Linked DNA regions of Mus musculus: region 2 is linked to region 1. A link is a loop called in an ENCODE intact Hi-C map of the cell type or tissue named here. Cell type or tissue: left cerebral cortex. All regions are shown on one strand. Each heading gives the region's core, and the rest is flanking DNA. Links, peaks and the distances in the headings are about the cores only.

Region 1 (8,315 bases), core at 1,308-6,307:
CATTAGCTTCTTTAAGTTCGGAATATAGTTTCAACCATGGGTCTTCAAAATTCTCTGAGCTTCCAGGAGGGAGAGAATCTGGAGAGGTTTCAATAGTTGAAAGTGCTGGTGGATCAACAAGCCAATTCCAGTATTTTAAAAGATTCATCCTTGTACTTCTGTTACTCTAGAACCACTCCTGGTACCAACTTCTGTATTAGTCAGGGTTCTCTAGAGTCACAGAACTTATGGGTAGTCTCTAGATAGTAAAGGAATTTATTGATGACTTACAGTTGGCAGCCCAATTCCCAACAATGGTTCAGTCGCAGCTGTGAATGGAAGTCCAAGGATCTAGCAGTTACTCAGTCTCACGCAGCAAGCAGGCGAAGGAGCAAGAGCAAGAGCAAGAGCAAGAGCTAGACTCCCTTCTTCCAATGTCCTTATATTGTCTCCAGCAGAAGGTGTAGCCCAGATTAAAGGTGTGTTCCTTAAACTCGGAGATTCAATCTTCTGGAATCCATAGCCACTATGGCTCAAGATCTTCAAACCAAGATCCAGATAAGGGTCTCCAAGCCTCCAGATAAGGGTCACTGGTGAGCCTTCCAATTCCGGATTGTAGTTCATTCCAAATATTGTCAAGTTGACAACCAGGAATAGCCACTACAGTCGTGGAATACTTTGGTTTCTCCATCTATGGTAATTGAGAGTTTGGCTGGGTATAGTAGCCTGGGCTGGAATTTGTGTTCTCTTAGTATCTGTATAACATCTGTCCAGGCTCTTCTGGCTTTCATAGTCTCTGGTGAAAAATCTGGTGTAATTCTGATAGGCTTGCCTTTATATGTTACTTGACCTTTTTCCCTTACTGCTTTTAGTATTCTGTCTTTATTTAGTGCATTTGATGTTCTGATTATTATGTGTCAGGAGGAATTTCTTTTCTGGTCCAGTCTATTTGGGGTTCTGTAGGCTTCTTGTATGTTCATGGGCATCTCTTTCTTTAGATTTGGGAAGTTTTCTTCAATAATTTTGTTGAAGATGTTTGCTGGTCCTTTGAGTTGAAAATCTTCATTCTCATCCACTCCTATTATCCGTAGGTTTGGTCTTCTCATTGTGTCCTGGATTTCCTGGATGTTTTGAGTTAGGATCTTTTTGCATTTTCCATTTTCTTTGATTGTTGTGCCGATGTTCTCTATGGAATCTTCTGCACCTGAGATTCTCTCTTCCATCTCTTGTATTCTGTTGCTGATGCTGGCATCTATGGTTCCAGATTTCTTTCCTAGGGTTTCTATCTCCAGTGTTGCCTCACTTTGGGTTTTCTTTATTGTGTCTACTTCCCTTTTTAGGTCTAGTATGGTTTTGTTCATTTCTTTCACCTGTTTGGATGTGTTTTCCTGTTTTTCTATAAGGACTTCTACCTGTTTGGTTGTGTTTTCCTGTTTTTCTTTAAGGACTTGTAACTCTTTAGCAGTGTTCTCCTGTATTTCCTTAAGTGAGTTATTAAATTCCTTCTTTATGTCCTCTACCATCATCATGAGAAATGCTTTTAAATCCAGGTCTACCTTTTCAGGTGTGTTAGGATGTCCTGGACTGGGCGAAGTAGGAGTGCTGGGTTCTGATGATGGTGAGTGGTCTTGGTTCCTGTTAGTAGGATTCTTACGTTTACCTTTCGCCATCTGGCAATCTCTGGAGTTAGTTGTTATAGTTGTCTTTGTTTAGAGATTGTTCCTCTGTTGCTTTTGTTACCCTCTATCAGCAGACGTGGGAGACTAGCTCTCTCCTCTGAGTTTCAGTGGTCAGAGCAGTCTCTGCAGGCAAGCTCTCCTCTTTCAGGGAAGGTGCACAGTTATCTGGTGTTTGGACCTCCTCCTGGCTGAAGATGAAGGCCCAAAACAGGATCTTTCCCAGAAGCTGTGTTGCTTTGGCCAGGAAGGTGGCCGGTTGTCTGGAGCCGAAGGTGGTGCCGCCTCAGAAGCTCTGTGGCTCTCACCAGGAAGGTGGCCGGTTGTCTGAAGCCGAAGATGGCGCCGCCTCAGAATGGCTCTTGCCTTTCCCAGAAACGGCTGGCCTCTGTATTCCACACCGTCACCCGTGCAGCCTGCCCTCCACGGAGTCCTGGAGCCAAGGAGACTCCCGCCGCCAGGGCCTGAGGCACAAACCTTTCGGGCTGGCGGATCCCTGTGCACTCACCAGGAAGGTGGCCGGTTGTCTGGAGCCGAAGATGGTGCCGCCTCAGAAGCTCTGTGGCTCTCGCCAGGAAGGTGGTCGGTTGTCTGCCAGTTTAAAATTTCAAAGGTAGATGATGTGTTGAGTGTAACAAGTGACTTATCTACTTATTTAATAATAGCTTTAAAATAAGATCTATAATTAGGTGTGTGATTCAGTGATATACCATTTGTCTAAAATGTGTGAGGCCCTCCATTTGCCTCAAAGCTGAAGATAGAAAAAAATATAAATATGATCTTACAGTATTGATCTTTTTTTTGAAGAGATATTCAATAGGATCCAGAATGTTGTTAACTTTAGCAATTTAAACTTGAATATAATCAATGAATTTGATATAATTTGGGCTGCAGACACTAACCTCTGACCTGCCATATACATATTCAGAATTAACCCTGCAATACAGGTAAACATTTAACTCTGAGGTTCTAAGTTGTAGGAATACATACTAAGAGTCTCTCCTCTTGGAATGCATAAGAAGCTTTTTGACCTTCACGTTGGAATTTATTGGTTTTGAATTTGTTTTTTTAACTTAGCTACATCTTTTTCATATTCAAATATTTATACTTTTCTAGTTTTAGCCCCTTCAGCATGTTCTCTGTGGTATTTGTTCTACCTCCTGCAGAGGCAACACCTGTTGATGACTTTGAAACTTTCATCACAATGCTGAGACAGAACAGGTTGTACTTTAACAGTAGGCATCATCTGTAGAGAGAAAATACTGGAGAGAAACTAATTTGGGGGCATTTGGGGAGCAAGGTAGAAACCCAGTGCAATGGAAACTCCATAGAATCTATGTGGTTGATACTAGCAAAGACTTTTCGTAATGGGAGACATGGAGCCTGAACCAGCCATCTTCTGTAATCAGGCAAGGCCTCAAGTGGAGGGATTTGGATGCCAACCCAGGCACAAAAACTCTGACTTACCATGTGTAATGCTTTCAGGTTGTACTGGGACAGAAGCCTAGCATAGTTGTCATCAGAGAGACTAGAGAGACTTCATCCAGCAACTAATAAGAACAGACACAGAGGCTGGTGAGATGGCTCAGTGGTTAAGAGCACCGACTGCTCTTCCAAAGGTCCTGAGTTCAAATCCCAGCAACCACATGGAGGCTCACAACCATCCATAACAAAAATCTGATGCCCTCTGCTGGAGTGTCTGAAGACAGCTACAGTGAACACACATTAAATAAATACATAAATAAATAAATAAATCTAAAAAAAAAACCCCAAAAAACAGACACAGAGTCCTGAAGCTAAACATTAGGAGGGGCTCTGAAAGTCCTGTGGAAGAGAGGAAGGAATGATTGGAGGAGCCAGATGGATCAAGGAATCCAAGAGAATATGGGGCCAATAGAACCAACTGACTGAAACCCAAGTGGGCTCACAGAGATCAGGGAGCATGTATGGGTCTGATCTACATTCTCTGCATATATCCTCTCCATATATATTATGATTATGTAGCTTGGTGCTCTTGTGGGATTCCTAACAGTGGGAGAGAGTGCTGTCTCGACTTTCTTTTTTGTCTGCCTTCCAGAAACTCCCTCCTACTGTGTTGCCTTGCCCAGCTTTGATGTGAGAATACATACCTGGTCTTACTGTGGCTTGAAATGCTTTATTTGGTTGATGTTGCTGGAAGGCTTGCTCTTTTCTCAAGGGAGGTGAAGGGCTAGTGGATTTAGATGGTAGGGGATGGGAAGGACTTAGGGGGAAATTCCATTGGCATATAATATGATAGAAGAAATAAAACTAGCCATTATCTAGGTTGTATTCTGGCAAGGAATCTGGCTGCATTCTGTTTCATGAGAATTTGGGTAAGACTGAATTCAAAAGCAGTAATAGCTTAATTTGTTTGGAAAAAGAAATTGCAAAGCAGGACAATATTGAGACTGGCTTTTGGTTATTGTTCACTGCTTTCATTCCTATCTATGGTGACAGAGTAATACATGGAGTACAAAGAAATAAAAAAAATGTGAATTTGGCTGAACAAAGATTTGTGAGAAAGCATTAAGCAGTAAAGAACAAGAGTGCGGAGTAGACACAGCTCTCCATACCAAGGTCTCAGTGGGAGTGAGCTAGTCTCCCAGGAGTACTGACACACCTGAGAGCATATGTGAGACCACCACTTCTGCTCAAATTCCTGGCCCAAGAGAGACCTGCCCAGAGCCATCAGTACACAGGAACCAAGGAACAACTTGGAATGGGATCCTTCCAGTTTTCATCTGCACACTAGAGCAGATCCTATGCTGCTGTAACTGTGATCTAAAGGGACCTCAGGCTACATCCTGAGGTGACAGCAGAATTTGCAGTCATGAAAGAGGCAAAGCAGAGGGAAACTCAGGAATGGCAGCATTTCTCAGAAGGCACGGAAACAAGAAAGAGATGCTTCTTTAGGAGTATGTCCCCCAAGAGTCAAATTTCAAAATTCTGGTCTCCAATATGGTGAGAGAAGCAATTTCTTTCATTTAAGCAATCAAGTCAGTAGTAATCTATTAAAGGAGACTTAGTAAGCTAGCAGATAAAGGTATATTCATAGCCCATAGTGATAGATAGAGCAGGTCTTTATATATTCACACACACACACACACATACACACACACACACACACACACACACACACAGCATTTGGGAGGCTGCAGCAGGTGGATCTCTGTAAGCTCAAGGCCACTCTGATCTACATTGTGAGTTTTAGGTCAACCGGGACAACATTGTCTTTCTTCTTTCTCTCTTTCTTCCTTTCTTCCTTTCTTCCTTCCTTCCTTCCTTCCTTCCTTTCTTCCTTCCTCTCTTTCTTTCTTCCTTCCTTCCTCTCTTTCTTTCTTTCTTTCTTTCTTTCTTTCTTTCTTTCTTTCTTTCTTTCTTTCTTCTTTCTTCCTTCCTTCCTTCCTTTCTGTCTTTCTGTCTTTCTTTCCTTCTCTCTCTCCTCTCCCACACATCATACATATAAAACACATATACATATATACATACATACATACATACATACATACACATGTGTCATGATTAGTCTCAATACTCACTAAAATTGACTAAAAAACAATTGTCTGTGAAATCATTTATAAAACAACTCTCATGGCCAGAGGAGAAAATCTCATGGGAACTTGTAGTACAAAAATGTAAAAATAAAAACAAACAACAACAAAACTCAACGCACATATATAAAATGCATTGCCTTTGGTTTTATAGCACTTTCTTGAGAAATGATTGAAACCATAAATTGTGTTCAAAAGAAATGTCTATAAAGAACACTGAATGTCTAAATGTCTAAATCCACTGGAGTTAGACAACAAAAACAATGATGGTTGGTCAGTAGTTTATTACCAACTCCAGTCTTATCATTACTGGAATTCCTGTTGCCAACTTCGAGCCTTGACCTTTTCATGCTGGTGGACATACTTTTTGATCCCCAAATTGCTGAGTCCACTGAAACTGATCCACGTAGTCTTTAGTACTCCTTTAGTGTTCTGCAATAGGGTACCCAGATTTTTCTGAAATAGACAAGAGCCATAACTCTTTCATAGATTAAGACCCTGATGGTCAGAGAGGAATAAGGTCTAGGGTTGCCAGATTTAGCACATGCACACACAGGACATTCAGTTAAATTTCAACCTCAACTAAAAAGTGAAAAATAAATTCATAAGTATGTCTGATGTAGCATGTAGAACATTTTGCTAAATAGTATTTGTTATTTATATTAATTCAAATTTAATAGGCTATTTAAAGAGATAATCTAACAACTCTAATGAGGAACAATTTCTATTAAAACTCACACTTTAGTGAGTAGATGGTTGGGCAGATGCCAAATAAAATAAGTACACAATTGATTGTCGAATGAGCCACAGGCTGTCTTAAGAGTGATGCCATTCCATATTAAAGGCTCACTGAGACAGGAGTTAGCTTTACTTGGCATAAGTGATAAAAGATTGGGGAGACTGGAAAGAGATAAAGAACATCTTCAGCAGAGATGAAGAAAGGTGATACAGAGATGTTCAGATGGTGATGCTAACCTGAGCTGGGTAGGAAAGCAGGTCTAAGTACTGAGAATTAGCAAATGGCCTCAAAGATGACAGACAAAGAGTGGAGAGGGGTCAACCACTGATAAAGATGGTGACTATAGGCTTAGGCAGCTAATAGACTAAAGTGATTAAGTTTGTCTTTATCACACAGCACCACTATCACTCCACTCTTTTTTTTCTTTTGTAGTAGTAGTAGTAGTAACTATTTTCTATTAATTGATTCATTAATTAATTCACTTTACATTCTGATCACTGCCCCCCTCCTTCTGGTGCTCCCTCACACAGCTCCTTCCCATCCCCTTCTCCTCTGAGAGGGTGGAGCCCCTCAACCCCCAGGTCCCCCTGCCCTTGTACTTCAAGTCTCTGCAAGGCTAGGCACATCCTCTTCCACTTAAGCCAGACAAGGCAGCTCAGTTAGAAGAATGGGAATTGGATCCACAGACAGGCAACAGCTTTAGGTACAGCCCCCACCCCAATTGTTGTGGGACCCATATGAAGACTGCTACATATGTGCATGGGGTGGGGGTGGGAGTGGGGTGGGGCTATGTAAGCTTCCAGCCTGTGTAAGCTTTAAGCTTTTTGTTTGGTAGTTCAGTCTCTGAGAGCCTCCAAGGGTCCATTATGCATAATATGTACTCACAAGTGGATATTAGTCACAAAATACAGGATACCCTTCCTATACTCCATAGACCTAAAGAAGCTAAACAAGAAAGAAGGCCCAAATGAGGATGCTTGAATCTCACTTGGAGGGGGGAATAAAATAGTCTTAGGCAGATGGAGGGAGGGAACTGAGTGGAAGAGGGAATGGGGAGGGGAATGTGGGGGTTCAGGTTCAAGTGTGGAGAGATAGGAGAGAGTGCCAAAGAAATCTGCAGCTGTCAGGGATTGGGTGGGGCCAGGGGGTGCTCTTGCCTTGGCTTAGAGAGGGATTCTGAATAAACAGGAATCTGGGACAGTGAAAACAAAGGACTTGAGGCCAAACTGTGGTTCCAAGCTAGTGGCCTATCTGTTCAAGATAGCTCTTAAGACAGTTCACTGTAGATAGTACTTGGCTCTGTAGTCAGCTCAAGACAGCTTTTCAGATAGTTCTCTCTTTGTGTTGTGTTCTCATCTAGACAGCTGTTTTTGCTATTCTAAAAAACGTTCTGGTTGAAACAACTAGCTTACTGCTTGAGACACCTCTCTTTGCTAGTTAAAAATTTAAAAGCTCTCTGGATGACCAAAGTTAGAAAAGCTTGTATAAATTCTTGGATCTTCTGATCAAGTCAGAAATCCCGTTAGAAAAATTTTAAAATTGTGATGGTTTGTATATGCTTGGCTAGAAGATATGGCCTTGTTGGAGTTAGGCGCGTCACTGTGGGTGTGGTTTTAAGACCCTCATCCTAGCTGCCTGGAAGTCAGTCTTCCACTAGCAGTCTTCAGATGAAGATATAGAACTCTCAGCTTGTTCTGCACCATGCCTGCCTAAATGCTGCCATGCTCCTATCTTGATGATAATGGATTGAACCTCTGGAACCTATAAGCCAGCTCCAGTTAACTGTTATCCTTTATAAGACTTGCCTTGATCATGCTCTCTGCTCACAGCAGTAAAACCCCAACTAAGACAAAAAGTAATTCTTGGGTTTTCTGATCAAAATCTGAAAGCCAAAATAATAAATAAATAAATTAATTAATAAATTCTAAAATAGCTGTGTTTGCTCTTTAGACAGACTTCCCTGGATAGCTGCTAGAAAACATTCTAAAAGAGCTGTGTCAGCTCTCTAAGTAATTCTTGGGATTTCTGACCTCAGTGATCCTGTTAGAAAAAATTCTTTGCTCTCTGGAGATCTTCAGATAACGCAGTTCTCACTAGAGAAAAATTCTAAAAATAAACTGCTATCTCTTTTAGGGAGCTCATCTCATATAGACTAAAAGCCCAGTCTTTTATTTACACACTAGTTTAGTTTTTTATTCCAGGTTCCCCGTTGATCTCCTCTGAATCAGCATCCCATGACCTTAGCCCTTTGACAGCAAGTACATTTTTTTTTTTTTTTTTGGTGATTTTTTTAACATTGCAAAAGAATTCAGAGATCTGCCTGCCTTTGTTAACTTACCTGGGTGGGAC
Region 2 (8,315 bases), core at 1,250-6,249, 59 kb after region 1:
GGGGTAGTCTCTGGATGGTCCATCCTTTCGTCTTAGCTCCAAACTTTGTCTCTGTAACTCCTTCCACAGGTATTTTGTTCCCTATTCTAAGGAGGAATGAAGTGTCCACACGTTGGTCTTCCCTCTTCTTGATTTTCTTGTGTTTTGCAAATTGTATCTTGGGTATTCTAAGTTTCTGGGCTAATATCCACTTATCAGTGAGTGCATATCAAGTGACTTCTTGTGTGATTGGGTTACCCCACTCAGGATGGGAAAAAGCCTCGAAGATATGGGCACAGGGGAAAGATTCCTAAACAACAGCAATGGTTTGTGCTGTAAGATCAAAAATTGGCAAATGGGACCTCATAAAATTGCAAAGCTTCTGTAAGGCAAAAGACACTGTCAATAAGACAAAAAGGCCACCAACACATTGGGAAAGGATTTTTACCAATCCTAAATCTGACAGGGGACTAATGCCCAATATATACAAAGAGCTCAAGAAGCTGGATCCCAGAAAATCAAATAACCCCATTAAAAAATGGGGCTCAGAGCTAAACAAAGAATTCTCATCTGAGGAATACCGAATGGCTGAGAAGCACCTGAAAAAATGTTCAACATCCTTAATCATCAGGGAAATGCAAATCAAAACAACCCTGAGATTCCACCTCACACCAGTCAGAATGGCTAAGATCAAAAATTCAGGTGACAGCAGATGCTTTCGAGGATATGGAGAAAGAGGAGCACTCCTCCTTTGCTAGTGGGATTGTAAGCTGGTACAACCACTCTGGAAATCAGTCTGGCAGTTCTTCAGAAAATTGGACGTAGTACTATCAGAAGATCCAGCAATACCTCTCCTGGGCATATACCCAGAAGATGTTCCAACTAGTAATAAGGACACGTGCTCCACTATGTTCATAGCAGCCTTGTTTATAATAGCCAGAAGCTGGAAAAAACCCAGATGACCACATTATTTTCTAAGAAAGGGTGTGGTGTGTTGGTGATACACTGGTATAAATCTTTGTTTATACATTTTCTTTTGTATCACTTTTCATTGTAGATTGTTTAGCTGAAGACTGGATTCCTTTGTTTACATGAGGCAAAGAATTAGCGTTGTCAAGTTGCAAATAAAACCAGGGTCTTGAAGTAATGAGCCATTGGCAATAGCTGGTAAAACAAAAACAAAACAGAAAAACTTACTGGCTAGCATAAGCTAACAATAAAGAATCTCTTCCTCTCTACCTCCCTCCCTTCTTTTTTTTTTTTTTCCTCTTTTCTCATCACTTCCTTTGCTTGGCTTCTGGGCAGAAAAAAGTATATTCCTTTGAAAAATGTATAACCATATACTAAACTACACCATCTACTCATGCCAGTGATCGTTAAATGAATTAACATAAAAATTCTGTCCAGATTCTGTTGCCCAGCAGAAACAAATGTAGAAGTGCTTTGGAGAGCATGGTCAGAGTCTGACATGCCCAAGACTGCACAGGGAAGGCTCTAAGTCACAAAGTCTAACAGAAGGTTCCACTATGAATCAGAGTGGCCCCATAAACTGTAAATCTACTATCTCCAAGTTCTTCTTATGATAGAGCATCCTATTGAAAACGATAAAATAAGTAAGCAAGCTTAGAATTAGTAAAGACACAAAGGGAACATTTTCATCCATAAGAATGTGTCAGTATTTTAAAAATTAACACACAAATATTGAGCTCAGCTGATCTCTTGGAAATTAAATGTATAAATATTGAAATCTAAAACTCAGTGGACTTTTAAATCACATTTAACACTGCAGAGGAGAATTACTGAACTGGAGAATATATTTGATGAATGTACTTAAAATGCACCACAGCAAGATCAAAAAATGGGATATATGAATTATGGAGCATATAAAAAAGAGCTGGTGAGATATCAGGGAGAGAATGAGATAGTCACATATATCTGTGGCAGCAACTCCCTAGGGAGATGCTAGAAAGATTACAGGGATGGTGGGATGACAGAAAATCAATATTTTCAGACATAATGGCTGACAGTTTTTTCTGTATTGATTAAAGTCATAAATTACAGCTTTAAGAAACATATCCATGCCAAGAAGGAGAAATAAAAAGAAATCAAAACATAAATATATTTACATTGTAAAAAATTTGAAATACCAAAATCAAATAGCAAATATTAAAATCCATTAGGGAGAAATGACAGAGTACCATAGAAAGCAGCGACAGATAAATTGAAAGGAGACACAACAACATTAAAGGCCAAAAAGGAAATGATATTATTATAGGGCTGAGAGACAATAACTGTTTGCTTGGATTTAATTTCAATGGCTATGGGCTGATTATGTCTCTAAGCACATGTGCTACAGAGGTTATCCCTGATGTGGGAGTATTGGGAGAGGAGGCCTGCTGTGGGATGTTCAGGTCAGGAGGTGCCACTCACATGAATGGATTAATGCTGGTTACAGAGAGCTAGAGGCTGTGAGTCTGATCTTTTTTTCCCTGTCGTTGCCCTTCTACCACCTTTGCTTTGTTTTAATTCATTAAGAAAGCCTTCATCAAAGGCTGACATTTTGATTTTACATACCCCAGCCTCCTGAACTATACACCAAATGCATTTCTTTTCTTTATTAATTACCTAGTCTCCAGCATTCAGTTATAGCAGCACAAACTGTTACACCAGCTAACCATCGTTGAATGAAAATCAAATAATGACATTTTCTGAAGTCAGAGAGAGTGTATACAAACAGAACCACACTAAAAACAAAGCAACCTCAAATGCTATTACAGATGAAAAGAGATATTACATATGCAAAGGGGTCAAATCATGAAGAGAAATTCTAAATACACGTGCAATAACTAGCACTTTTAAAATACATAGAATAAAACAAGAAAAATGAAGGAAAAATAGGAACATTCACAGTTAATAAAGATTTCAGAGATTTTGAAAAAAGTAATCTCATTATTCCTTCATCAAAGATTAACAGAATAAGTAGACAGAAAATCAGTAATGCTATAGAATACTTAAGTGCTACTAACCAAATTCACATAACTGACATTTATAGAGACTTCATTATAACAACACATGGGAGCTGGAAAGTTGATTTCAAGGAAAATAGTGTTTGCCACCAAGCTTGACCATATGAGTTCAGTGTTATATAAATGATACAATAGCAGAATAAGTGTGTCTAAAAATGATTAAACTGTGGGCTGATCGTAAGGGCGCTTGTTGCCAAGCATGATGACTCACAAGGTAGAAGGAGAAAACCAGCTCCCAGAATTGTCCTCTGACTTTCATACACATGCCCTATTGTCCCATCCCACACACACATATACATACACACACCAAATAAATAAATAAATAAATGTTAAAAAAATAAAAGTATTAAATGAGTGAAACAGCCAGACAGAAAAGAGCATAATCTGTATGGTTTCACTTGTACAAAATTCAGAACAGTCAAACGTAATATATACTGACAGAAAATGAGACAAGCTTTACCTGAATTTAAGAGGAGAGAATTGTTAAGGGCCATCAAATTGTACACTTAAAATACATACATTGTATTGTAAATTATACCCTAATAGATTGAAAACAAAAACAATATAAGTCAAGAAACACATGTACTATGGATCTGTTACTTATCAAATTGCCAAAGCTGTAGTATATATCTCCCAGTACAGCTGTCCTCAGAGTCTATGGATGTTGGCTCCAAGTGCCTTCACATGTACTAGTATCTGATAGTGCTGGAGTCCCTTATTCAAAATGGCATAGTATTTGCATCTAGCTAATGAATATCCTCTTGCATATTTGAAATCATCTATAGATTACTCACAATACTGTTGTGATTTGAATGTGAAATGCTTTGTTTAGGTCAATGCATTTGAACATGTGGTGCTGTATAAGAAGACTAGGAAATCTTGAGGTGGTGGAGTTTTGCAGTGGAAAGTCACTGGGGGATAGCCTGTGAAGTCTGATAACCTGGCCACACTTCACTTTTTCTATTTTCTGGTTGGAGATAAAATGCGACCAGCCAGCTTCCTACTGTTGCAATCATGCCTTCTCTGCCTGTTGCCATGCCTCCCTCATAACTGCATGAAAGACTCTATTCTATAACTATAAGCCAAAATAGATCCTTTATTCTCCAAGTTGTTTTGGCATCCAGCATGTTTTATCACAGCAACAGAGGAGAAACTAAGACAGATACCTACCATAATGTAAATGGTACACAATCAATTGTTAAACTGTCTTGTTTAGGGAATAACAACAAACAAAACCTCTGTACAGGAACAAGCATTGCCATAATTATATTTTGATATGCGGTTGGTTGAGCTGGCAGTTGCCTAGATGTGAAACCAATAGATATCTGGCTACCTTTCCTTTCTCACATGGTCATTTTGGGTTGGGCTATAAAAAAGAATTCTCTGTGAGATTGGGAAGACGACAGAGAAATCCCAGATGCTTTGTAATTCAGATGTGTTGTTACTTCTAGTTCAACTTGTTGGTCTGAATCAGTTGTTATGACAGCTCCAACAAGGTTAAAGGCAACCGAACTAACATGCATATCAGTCCATCCACACAGGCTCTACCTGACTCTTGTGGTCTCCAACTTGTCTTGTCCATGTTCTCTTCTAATTTACTTCCATCTTTTTTTTCCCAATTTCTTGCCCCTTTAGACTTGAATCTTCTGCCCCAGATGTGAGGGTGACCTCATCACAGAGATACCTTTACTAGCTACTACAATTACCTAAATGTAAATACTTAAACAGATCCATATATGGCCATGTACTAATTTCTGGTGGTTCTGTTTCTCCAATTGAACACTGGCTGATAAAGCTCCTTTAGGAAGATGCTATTTTGTATAAAATGCTCCAGAGGGGTCAAATAATAATATCATTATACATTTTATTAAATAAAATAAAAAATAAATGAAATATCTAAAAACTGGTCATTAATAAAATCATTATTTATTTTACTCTACTTGAACTCTTCTCCCCCGACATACTGATTGGTTATTAACAATGAGGGAAACTGTTGAGCAAGAAAAAGGAGACTATGACATCAATAGTGAAAGTCATAGCTACTGGGGGATCTGAGTTACCTAGTACTTCAGACTCAAAGAGAAAGAAAACAAGTCTATGTGGCTAACATATACAAGCTTATTTGCATTAAAATGCAGAAAAAAACTATTGTAACCCTGAGGCCAGATTTTTCCCTGTCCAATTATATTAAAATGTTAGTGCAGCAGTTGCCCTGTGATTGGACAGAGAATAAGAGGCAGAACTAAGAGTTGCACAGACAGCATCTCAGGAGATGGGGGGAAGTCAAGATGGAGGCAGACGGACAGGAAGAAGAACCTGAACCATCATGGCTTTAAATAGCCACAGGTAGTTATGATATCATAAAGGTTAGAATAATTAGGATAATTTGTCTAATCTAGGTGGATAGCTTTTATCATTATCAATTGGTTCTGAAATTATTGTGTTGGCATTTTGTGAATTGAGAATTTATTGATATATAAATCTGACTTGTTAATTATAAGCTTCAAGAGTTTTGATTTACTGGGTTATTAAAATGTGGGATCGCTGACTAGAGGGGTTTATGGCTCCAGAGACAAGTGAACCGGAGCTGGGAACACTGTGATCGGTAGCTGCAGGGGCTAACTAGAGACAGAACTGGTGGGACTGTACCGGGGCAGAGAGTTGTGGAGGCTGACCGCTGGGTGGATGGTTATGGTCCTTGCGTGAGGCTGGAGTTTCAGTGAAGGGAACTTGGGAGCTCCTGCCCTGCTGGAGAGTTGGAAGGCAGAGAGTAAACTGGTGGGACAGCACTGGGACAGAGAGTGGCCAGAAGTAATGGGAAGCCTGCTGGTTCCTTTTTAATATTTCCAGCAACACAACCCTCATTTCTATAACATGGCATGTGGTCATAGTTGGTATTATAACGACAATTTTTTACTACCCACTCTACATTCTCTTAGCCTTGAGCAAGCGCTTCAGTTGGTTCTTTACCTTGTGTTTCTTATAGTTGTCCAAAGCTGTGTATGCTGAGATCTATTACAAAGATCCCTGGCCATCAAGAACAGAACTAACAATATCGACAAAAATTTCAGTCTGTAAGTTCCAGCTTGGGTTTGTAGGTTCCATTTGATCTTTACATTCCTCCCCTTTCCATCCATCCTTCCTTCATACTGCCTGTCCTATGGACTTTAATTTCCAGCATGAACCCTCACAGGAGATTACCCAGCTCCTACAAGTGTATAAAGTTCAATGCCAGTAACAAAATTTTCTGTTTTAGTGTCTTGCTTCTCTGCTTAAACTCCAACTCTTGCAAAAGAACATTACAGATACTCCTTTTAAACTGAAGAACAAGAAAGGAATCCCATGGCTACTATTATAATGTATCACTGGCTCTTGCCAGTGAATTAAGAAAAGAAAGATAACTAGAATAGATAAGAAACCAGTCTGTTTTATTATTTGCAGGTGATGTGATTATCTTTACGTAATTGGCAAACTATTAGAAGCAAAGAGATTTTTCAGCCAAATTGTTGGATGTAAAAGTTGAACAGAACCAATTGTCTTTCTCTATAAGAGCAATGAAAAGTGATAAAATTCAGCTTAAAAAATGATCACATTAAAAATAATAATAGGAGCTGAGGGTTGTTGTAATAAATCTAGCAAAAATGTATAGAACATTCATAAAGAAAATTATACACTTTATTAAAGATATAAAAATGACAAGTAAGTGTGAATATATGCCACATTTGTAGGTGGGAATTCTCAACATCAAAAAGCTATAAAGTTTTCTGAAATTGATCTATAAATTCAATGTAATTTTACAAGAACCTTTTAGGGAACTTGACACTATCATATTTAAATTCATAAGGAAGGTATAGGACCAAGAACAGCCAACGCATTATGAAAGAAAACAATCAACATTTGTTTAAAGGCTATAATAAAGCTGTAGTAATTAAAAATATTGGGTTTTTTTTTCAGTAAAAAGCAAGAGAGATAACTCAGATTTACTTCCTGATCTTCCAGAGAACCTGAGTTCACTTTCTATCCCCTACATGGCTATATTGCTATAATGACTATATTGCTATATATATAATGGCTATATTGCTATAATTAGCCCACATTGACTAAAAATGCTAGCTCCAACGGATCTAATGCCTTCTTGTGACCTCTGCACATACATAGCATATACTCTATTCTCACACACAGACATTTTAATCTTGAATGAATATATATTCAAAGAATGTAGGAATAAAATAAGTAAATTCAAAACCAGATCACATATTTTTAAATTTTTGGAATTTTATCAAAGTGCCATTGTAGTGTGACATGCATCATTAATCCCAGCACTCAAGAATCAGAGGCAGGCAGATGACTGTGAGTTCAAGGCCACCCTTGTCTACATAGTGAGTTCTAGGACAGCCAGAGTTATGTTCTGTAATTCAGTCTCAAAAATAAAATTAAATAAAATTTTAAAAGAAGTAGTTTTAGAAATAGGTATAGAAAAAGAAAACTAATTAATAAATGATGTTAGAAAAATATACAAAACATAGAAAAATATTCAACATTTTAATTAAATCTCAGTTCATATAAAAACTAATTTTAGCGTATTAAAGATCTAAATGTGAAAAACCAAAGCTTGGAAATATTTTGGTATGTTCCATATCAAAAAATTTTAAACGTCAGTGTGAAAAATGACATAAAAGTGTCTAATCAATTCACATAGTATTTTTTAAAGGTTTTAGTACTTTAAAATATACATATTTGCATAATATATGGATATTACTTCAAAATGCTTCAAAAATCAGTCAGTAAGAAGTAGGATGGAGATTAGGTTGGCTATAAATCAACCAAGATTTGTCATGATAATTTTTAAACTTGGGTGATGGTGCAAAGGGGGCTGTTGTGAAGTTCTTTCCACACTGATATACATTTGAAATCCTCAGTTAAACAAAGCTTTAAACCCTGCTGGTAATACACTTGTAATCCTTGGGCTAGGGAAGTAGAGACAGGAAGATCCCTGGAGTTTGCTAGCCAACCAGTCTAGCCTAAGTGGTGAGCTCCATGCCAATGACAGACCTTGTCTCAAAGGGGGTAGACAGCATTCCTAAGCATGATAGACACGATTGTCCTCTAATTTCTACACATATGTGCAATCAAACCCAGGTATGCACACACACACACACACACACACACACACACACACACACACACACACACACACACTTTAAAGATGGTTTAAAGGAAAGACAGAAAAAAAAAAAGAGATGATGAAGTGTGGCAAGAGGCAAGATTGCTTAAATGTTGTGGGAGTTTCAGAGAGAATGGGTCCCATAT

What was found. A loop is a pair of places that touch in the nucleus more often than their neighbours do. Peaks named below come from ENCODE experiments on the same cell type or tissue, not always from the same donor. Only the 100,000 strongest peaks of a DNase experiment are listed, where the experiment ranks them.
Region 2: it touches region 1 in a loop (3-fold over the local background); 1 of 42 quality-filtered maps calls a loop at or near these places.

Annotation. Positions count from the first base shown.
Region 1 is chrX:17,651,947-17,660,261 of GRCm38, forward strand. No RefSeq gene overlaps it. Among named protein-coding and RNA genes, the nearest start is that of Fundc1, 84 kb to the left of the region's middle. In left cerebral cortex, for the core only: no CTCF peak of the experiment used is centred there; a DNase peak (open chromatin) is centred at 3,734.
Region 2 is chrX:17,710,756-17,719,070 of GRCm38, forward strand. No RefSeq gene overlaps it. Among named protein-coding and RNA genes, the nearest start is that of Gm39498, 94 kb to the right of the region's middle. In left cerebral cortex, for the core only: no CTCF peak of the experiment used is centred there; DNase peaks (open chromatin) are centred at 3,227 and 4,029.